Regions from separate parts of the Homo sapiens genome. Here region 2 is linked to region 1. A link is a contact called in ENCODE Hi-C or POLR2A ChIA-PET data. All regions are on one chromosome and are shown on one strand. The core of a region is the stretch at or near the end of the contact, and the rest is flanking DNA. Distances in the headings are between cores, read along the strand shown.

What was found. A loop is a pair of places that touch in the nucleus more often than their neighbours do. ChIA-PET counts read pairs that join two places held with the same protein, here RNA polymerase II (POLR2A). Pooled maps may share reads with other maps.
Region 2: a loop to region 1 is called in a pooled map, with 2.4 times the contacts of the local background. The contact joins two enhancer-like sites. A Hi-C loop is called at or near these places in 2 of 50 pooled maps. POLR2A ChIA-PET finds 5 or more read pairs at or near these places in 5 of 52 experiments (GM12878, H1, HepG2 and 2 more).

The regions. Positions count from the first base shown.
Region 1 is chr16:11,612,486-11,615,185 of GRCh38, forward strand. It overlaps a transcript of LITAF not described here. Among named protein-coding and RNA genes, the nearest start is that of LITAF, 27 kb to the left of the region's middle. RefSeq lists enhancers at 1,291-1,340, 1,308-1,602, 1,501-1,710, 1,846-2,453, 2,454-2,700 and a silencer at 2,525-2,698. Within about 2 kb of position 1,251, at least 21 of the 41 ENCODE cell types and tissues checked have a DNase peak (open chromatin) inside an H3K27ac peak, as active enhancers do.
Region 2 is chr16:11,808,779-11,813,512 of GRCh38, forward strand. No RefSeq gene overlaps it. Among named protein-coding and RNA genes, the nearest start is that of ZC3H7A, 14 kb to the left of the region's middle. Within about 2 kb of position 1,278, at least 8 of the 41 ENCODE cell types and tissues checked have a DNase peak (open chromatin) inside an H3K27ac peak, as active enhancers do.

The sequences.
Region 1 (2,700 bases), core at 1-2,500:
GAACGGCTGTCTGACCTCGTGTGGGTCACCTGCGGTTAGAGCAAACTGCACTGCATGCGGCCAGCGGGCGGCCAGGGCCGGCCCAGCTCAGGACGCTCACGTGCACAGAGAACCTGGATGGAAAGTTAACAAGGCCCAGGCAGGAGCCCTCGCAGAGACAGCAGACCTTCCCACCCCACTCCCAGCCCAGAACTGGCCACCCACTTCCCCACCCCATTCTCCCCTGACATCTCTGTTTGTCCACGTCCTTGAGAAGGGCGGAGGGACGAGGACAGACTGAAAAGAGATGTTTGGAGGATGAGTCCGCCCTCTTGGGGAATGATTTCACTGTGGAACCAAGCTTGGTTACACCAGAAGCTCTTGGGCACCATCTCAGGGACTCCCATGGCTCCTGAAGACTTGTGGGAACCCTGTGTCCCCCTAGAATCTTGACCTCCCAACCCTGCAAAAGCTGTCATCTTGGGGCACAGCCGATGGCCTGGGTGCCTCTTGATGGGCAAGGCCAGCCATTCAGGTGCTTCACTCTAGGTTTTTCTTTGGATTTTTTTTTATTTGTTTTTTGGGGTTTGTTTTAGATGGAGTTTCGCTCTGTTGCCCAGGCTGGAGTGCAGTGGTACAATGTCGACTCACTGTAACCTCCATCTCCTGGGTTCAAGCGATTCTCCTGCCTCATCCTCCCGAGTAGCTGGGACTACAGGCACCTACCACCACGCCTGGCTAGTTTTTGTATTTTTAGTAGAGATGGGGTTTCACCATGTTGACCAGGCTGGTCTCGAACGCCTGACCTCAAGATCACTCTAGTTTTTGTTTCCACTTCTGGATCCCCATGGGATGGAGAGAGACGGGACACTCGCATTGACAGAGAGACCAGACCTCCTGGGTCACCTGGGGGAATAAGCAATGCAGCCAGCTGCCAGGTCCCAGGGCTGCCTTCTCCTGACCATCTGGGCAATTCAGACACAGCTGGGTCTGAGGTGCCAGAGTGTGTTGTTCCGCCTGTTTAGACCTGCCCCACCTCGAAGACATCGGTGATTCACAATCTTCCCTAGAACGGACAACTCCTGGAGGGTGGGGCCCCTGCTGATTCAAACTGGGCTCCTATGAAAGCTCCCAGAGGGTGAGGGCAGTCAGGGAAGGCTTCCAGGAGGAAGTGGCTCTTGTTGAAGGCTAAGCCAGAGTTAGGTGGGAGAGGAGCAGGAAAGGTGTCCTTACAGGGAGCACAGCCGGACGGAGGGTGTGGCGTGTGCCGGCTAGGCAGTTCACACTGGTGGAACCGAGGGCACAGAGGTGGCTGGGGCAAAGCCCAGACAGAAAGGACATCTCAGAAATGAGGATCTGTACTCCGAGAGCCGGCCTCACCCTGCCACATGTTGTCAGATGACCGGGCGGGCCACTTCTCTCGCTGAATGTTTATTTCCTTATCTCTAAAACGGAACTGACAGTTGAGATCAACGCCTGTGTTCTGTGGGGTCCCTCTGCTTCCTGGCAGGTCCTGAGATTTGGACACTTGCACATGACTCATTCATTCCCAGCAACACCAGTCAACAGTGGAGCCGTTGTGCCCATTGTACAGACGGGGCAGCTGAGGCTTGTGCAGGCTCAGAAGGATGTCCTAGTCTCTCTCACTCTCCTTTCTCCCTCCTACGGATGCTGTGACAAATGACCACAAACTAGGTGGCTTAAAACAACAGAAACTGATTGTCACAGTTCTGGAGGCTAGAAGTCTGAAATCAAGATGTCAGCGGGCTGGTCCTTCTGGAGGCCTTCTCCTTCTCCTTCTCCTTCTTCTTTCCTCTTCTTTCTTTTTCTTTTCTTTTTTTTTTTTTTTTCTTGAGACAGAGTCTCACTCTGTCACCCAGGCTGGAGTGCAGTGGCACAATCTTGGCTCACTGCAACCTCCACCTCCCAGGTTCAAGCAATTTTCCTGCCTCAGCCTCCCAAGTAGCTGGGATTATAGGCACACACCACCAGGCCCGGCTAATTTTTGTATTTTTAGTAGAGATGGGGTTTCACCATGTTGGCCAGGCTGGTCTCGAACTCCTGACCTCAAGTGACCTGCCTGCCTTGGCCTCCCAAAGTGCTGGGATTACAGGCATGAGCCACTGTGCCCAGGCTTTTTCTGGTTTTTTTTTAAGATGGGGTCTTACTCTGTCACCCAGACTGGAATGCAATGGCACAACTTCAGCTCACTGCAACCTCCACCTCCAGGGCTCGAGATCCTCCCATCTTGGCCTTCCAGAGTGCTGGAATCACAAGTATGAATCAGTGTGCCCGGACTGTTTTCACCTTTCAGCTGTTACAAATATCTTCTTACTTCCTCTGATATGCCTACTAGAAAATTTAAACTTGCCCAGTGGCATGCATTACCCTGCAGCTGGACCAGCTCTGTTCTAGACGGCAGGCAGTTCTAACGGCAGGGAGTCAGTTCAGTGATTGTCATGACAGCGAATGCATGGCTTCCAGGACCCTGTGGCCCGCTGTCAGATGGGGCCGGGTCTGAGTGCCTCACTCACAGCTGCTTCTCCAGCACCCAGCCCAGCAGCTGGCACGGGGTGGATGACCAGTCGGTACACACTGGGAGAATGAATGAATGAACAAAGGAAGGAAGGAGAGACCAAGCTGGGGCTCTAGGAGAAAACGAGGCAGGAAAGTCCCAGGGGACAGTGGCTGAGGAAAGAACAGAGATCCCAGGAAGAAAAG
Region 2 (4,734 bases), core at 28-2,527, 200 kb after region 1:
GGAGTTCGAGACCAGCCTGACCAACGTGGTGAAACCCCGTCTCTACTAAAAATACAAAAATTAGTCAGGCGTGGTGGCGTGCGCCTGTAATCCCAGCTACTCAGGAGGCTGAGGCAGGAGAATCACTTGAACCCGGGAGGCAGAGGTTGCAGTGAGCTGAGATCGTGCCACTGCATCCCAGCTTGGGCAACAGAGCAAGACACTGTCTCAAAAAAAGATAATAATAAAATATGCAAATGTATCCACAAAACGTATGACAATGGTTTGGCACCTTTTTTGCTAGGATGTCAAAATCCAGCAATAAAGTTGTTCTAACCAGATTCGAACTAGTTTTGGTGTTTTTTTTGTTTTTTTGAGACGGAGTTTCGCTCTGTCACCCACGCTGGAATGCAGTGGCATGATCTCAGCTCACTGCAAGCTCCGCCTCCTGGGTTCACGCCATTCTCCTGCCTCAGCCTCCCGAGTAGCTGGGACTACAGGTACCCGCCACCACACCCGGATAATGTTTTGTATTTTTAGTAGAGATGGGGTTTCACTGTGTTAGCCAGGATGGTCTCGATCTGACCTCGTGATCCGCCTGTCTCGGCCTCCCAAAGTGCTGGGATTACAGGCGTGAGCCACTGCGCCCGGGCCTAGAACTAGAATATCATATATCAAATCTAAGCAGTCAAATCTTGCCCAAGTCTTAGTGATTCAAATACCCTTTGGGGACCAGTTCCCTTTCAAGCACTTCACTGGTATTTTCTTTCAAGGTGTTATGAGTGCATATGTCAAGAATTTTTTGGCTGGGTGCGGTGGCTCACGCCTGTAATCCCAGCACTTTGGGAGGCCAAGGCAGGTGGATCATCTGAGGTCAGGAGTTCAAGACCAGCCTAGCTGACATGGTGAAACACTGTCTCTACTAAAAATACAAAAAATTAGCCAGGCTTGGTGGTGGGCGCCTGTAATCCCAGCTACCAGGGAGGCTGAGGTAGGAGAATCAGTGGAACCCGGAAAGCAGAGGTTGGCGGTGAGCTGAGATTGTACCACTGTACTCCAGCCTGGGCAACAGAGCGAGACTCCATCTGAAAAAAAAAAAAAAAAAGAATTTTTTAGTTGTAAGAGACTGTTAAGTAGTGAACCCTAATTAAACAAGGCTAAGGGGAAGAAAGGAAATTTATGAGCTCATAGAACTTAATTGTCCAGGTAAGGTTCGTGTCAGTATCATCAGAAACTCAGGCACTCTCTCTCCTTCTGTCAGTTCTGCTTTCCATTCTCAGGCAGACTCACCCCTTGCGGCAACGTAACTGCCAGCAGTTCCAGGCTTAGGTGGTCTTTTCTCAGCAACTCCCACAAAGCCTTGCTCTTACAAATACTTCCGTAAAACCTGGACCTGACTCTGGCCAGAACTGTGTCACACTGTTACGGGTGGAGGGTGTCCAGGTTCTTGACGTTTTGAAAAAAGAATTGGACGAAACGCACAAAGCAATGAAAGAAAAGCACAGATTTATTGAAACGAAAGTACACTCCACAGAGTAGGGAGCAGGTTAGAGGAAGTGACTCAACAATGCTGGTTACAGAATTTTCTGGGGTTTAAATACCCTTCAGAGGTTTCCCATTGGTATGCCCTATGTAAATGAAGAGGGTAAGTGAAGTTACAAAGTTATTTACTTGGCATACACCCCATGGAAATGAAGAGGATGTTTCCTGCCATAGCTGAAGTGAAGTTACAAAGTTATTTAGTTGGGCATAGAAAGTTGGGGTTTTGGCCTGGAGGTGGGAGAGCGGGGAGGGCTCATGCCTGTAATCCAAACACTTTCGGAGGCGGAGGTGGGCGGACCTTTGGCCAACATAGTGAAACTCCGTCTCTACTAAAAATACAAAAATTAGCCTAGCATGGTGGGGGGTGCCTGTAATCCCAGCTACTTGGGAGGCTGAGGCAGGAGAATTGCTTGAACCCGGGAGGCGGAAGTTGCAGTGAGCCAAGATCAGGCCACTGAACTCCATCTAGAAAAAAAAAAAGACAGTTAATTGGGGTTTTTCCCTTTTATTGAGTTCTAGGAAGTATGTATGTTTGTTTGTTTATTTATTAAAACAGAGTCTCACTTTGTTGCCCAGGCTGTAGTGCAGTGGTAGGATCTTGGCTCACTGCAACCTCTGCCTCCCAGGTTCAAGCGATTTTCCTGCCTCAGCCTCCCAAGTAGCTGGGATTACAGGTGCTCACCACCACACCAAGCTAATTTTTCTATTTTTAATAGAGATAGAATTTCACCATGTTGGCCAGGGTGGCCTCGAACTCCTGATCTCAGGTGATCCACCGGCCCCGGCATCCCAACGTGCTGGGATTACAGGTGTGAGCCACTGCACTCGGCCTAGTTCTAGGAAGTTTTTAGGTTCCCTGCCTCCAGACCCCATTCTCCTGCATCAACATAAGCATCCTGAATCAATCATCCAGGCAGGACGGGCAGGTTATACAGTTTTGTTGTAAACAGTTATGTTAAGGCCAGGCACGGTGGCTCACACCTGTAATCCCAGCACTTTGGGAGGCCAGGGTGGGCAGATCACTTGAGGCCAGGAGTTCGAGACCAACCTGGCCAACACGGTGTAACCCCATCTCTACCAAAAATACAAAAATTACCCAGGTGTAGTGGCATGCACCTGTAACCTCAGCTACACGGGAGGCTGAGGGAGGAGAATCACTTGAACCCAGGAGGCAGAGGTTGCAGTGAGCTGAGATTGGCCACTGCACTCCAGCCTGGGCAACACAGCCAGACTCTGGATCAAAAAAAAAAAAAAAAAAAAAAAAAAAAAAGAACAATGCTCCTTGATAGCTGCTGTTCTACAACACAGAGACTAAGGGGTATTGAAAGATGATCCTCAAAGATGTCCATGTGGTGGCCAGGCGCAGTGGCTCACTCCTGTAATCCCAGCACTTTGGGAGGCCAAGGCGGGTGGATCACGAGGTCAGGAGATCAAGACCATCCTAGCTAACAGGGTGAAACCCCATCTCTACTAAAAAATACAAAAAATTAGCCGGGTGTGGTGGTGGGTGCCTGTTGTCCCAGCTAGTCGGGAGGCTGAGGCAGGAGAACAGCGTGAACCCGGGAGGCGGAGTTTGCAGTGAGCGGAGATCACGTCACTGCACTCCAGCCTGGGCAACAGAGTGAGACTCCGTCTCAAAAAAAAAAAAAGAAGAAGAATCAAATTCAGGGCTGGGTGCAGTGGCTCATGCCTGTAATCCCAGTACTTTGGGAGGCCGAGGCAGACAGATCACCTGACGTCAGGAGTTCGAGACCAGCCTGGCCAACATGGTGAAACCCCATCTCTACTAAAAATATAAAAATCAGCCGGGCGTGGTGGCTGGCGCCTGTAATCCCAGCTACTTGGGAGGCTGAGGCAGGAGAAGTGCTTGAACCTGGGAGGCAGAGGTTGTAGTGAGCCGAGATTGTGCCATTGTGCTCCAGCCTGGGCGACAAGAGCAAGACACCATCTCACACACACACATACACACACACACCAAAAAGGTGAAGAATCTGGCTGGTCATGGTGGCTCACACCTGTAATCCCTGCACTGGGATTACGCCAAGGCAGGTGGATCACCTGAGGTCAGGAGTTCGAGACCAGCCTGGCCATCATGATAAAACCCCGTATCTACTAAAAATACAGAAGTTAGCCGGGCGTGGTGGCCCACACCTGTAATCCCAGCTACTTGGGAGGCTGAGGCAGGAGAATCACTTGAACCTAGGAGGCAGAGGTTGCATTGAGCCAAAATCACCGCACTGCACTCTGGCCTGGGTAACAGAGTGCGACTCCACCTCAAAAATATAAAAGAAGAAGAATCTAATTTGGTAGGTTTAGGGTGAGGCCTGAGGTTTTGCACTTCTTACAAATTGTTAGGCCCTGCCAGTGCTGCTGCTCCAGGAGCCACACTTTGAGAAGTGACGTTCCTCTAGAGAATGTCTAATTTGCCACCTTTAAACCCTATTCCTGCGGCCAGGTGCAGTGGCTCACACCTGTAATCCCAGCAGTTTGGGAGGCTGAGACTGGTGGATCACGAGGTCAGGAGATTGAGACCATCCTGGCTAACACGGTGAAACCCCGCCTCTATTAAAAAAAATACAAAAAAATCAGCTGGGCGTGGTGGTGAGCACCTGTAGTCCCAGCTACTCGGGAGGCTGAGGCAGGAGAATGGCGTGTACCCGGGAGGCGGAGCTTGCAGTGAGCCGAGATCGCGCCACTGCACCGCAGCCTGGGCGATAGAGGGAGACTCTTGTCTCAAAAACGACAACAAAAAAACCCTATTCCCTTTCTTATGGTTTCTGTATTTTCACCTATAAAAGAATAAGATAAACAGGGCGCGGTGACTAATGCTTGTAATCTCAGCACTTTAGGAGGCCGAGGCAGGTAGATTGCTTGAGGACAGGAGTTCAAGACCAGCCTGACCAACATGGTGAAACTCCGTCCCTACTAAAACTACAAAAATTAGCCGGGTGTAGTGGCAGGCACCTGTAATCCCAGCTACTCGGGAGGCTGAGGCAGGAGAATCACTTGAACCTGGGTGGCAGAGGTTGCATCGCGCCACTGCACTCCAGCCTCGGTGACAGAGCAAGACTCCATCTCAAAAAAAAAAAAAAAAGAATACGATATTGGGATTTTACAGTGCTTCCAAACAGAAAAACAGCAATGGTTAAATATGGCAGTTTAAAAATAGCCACATCCAGCCAGGCGTGGTGCCTCATGCCTGTAATCCCAGCA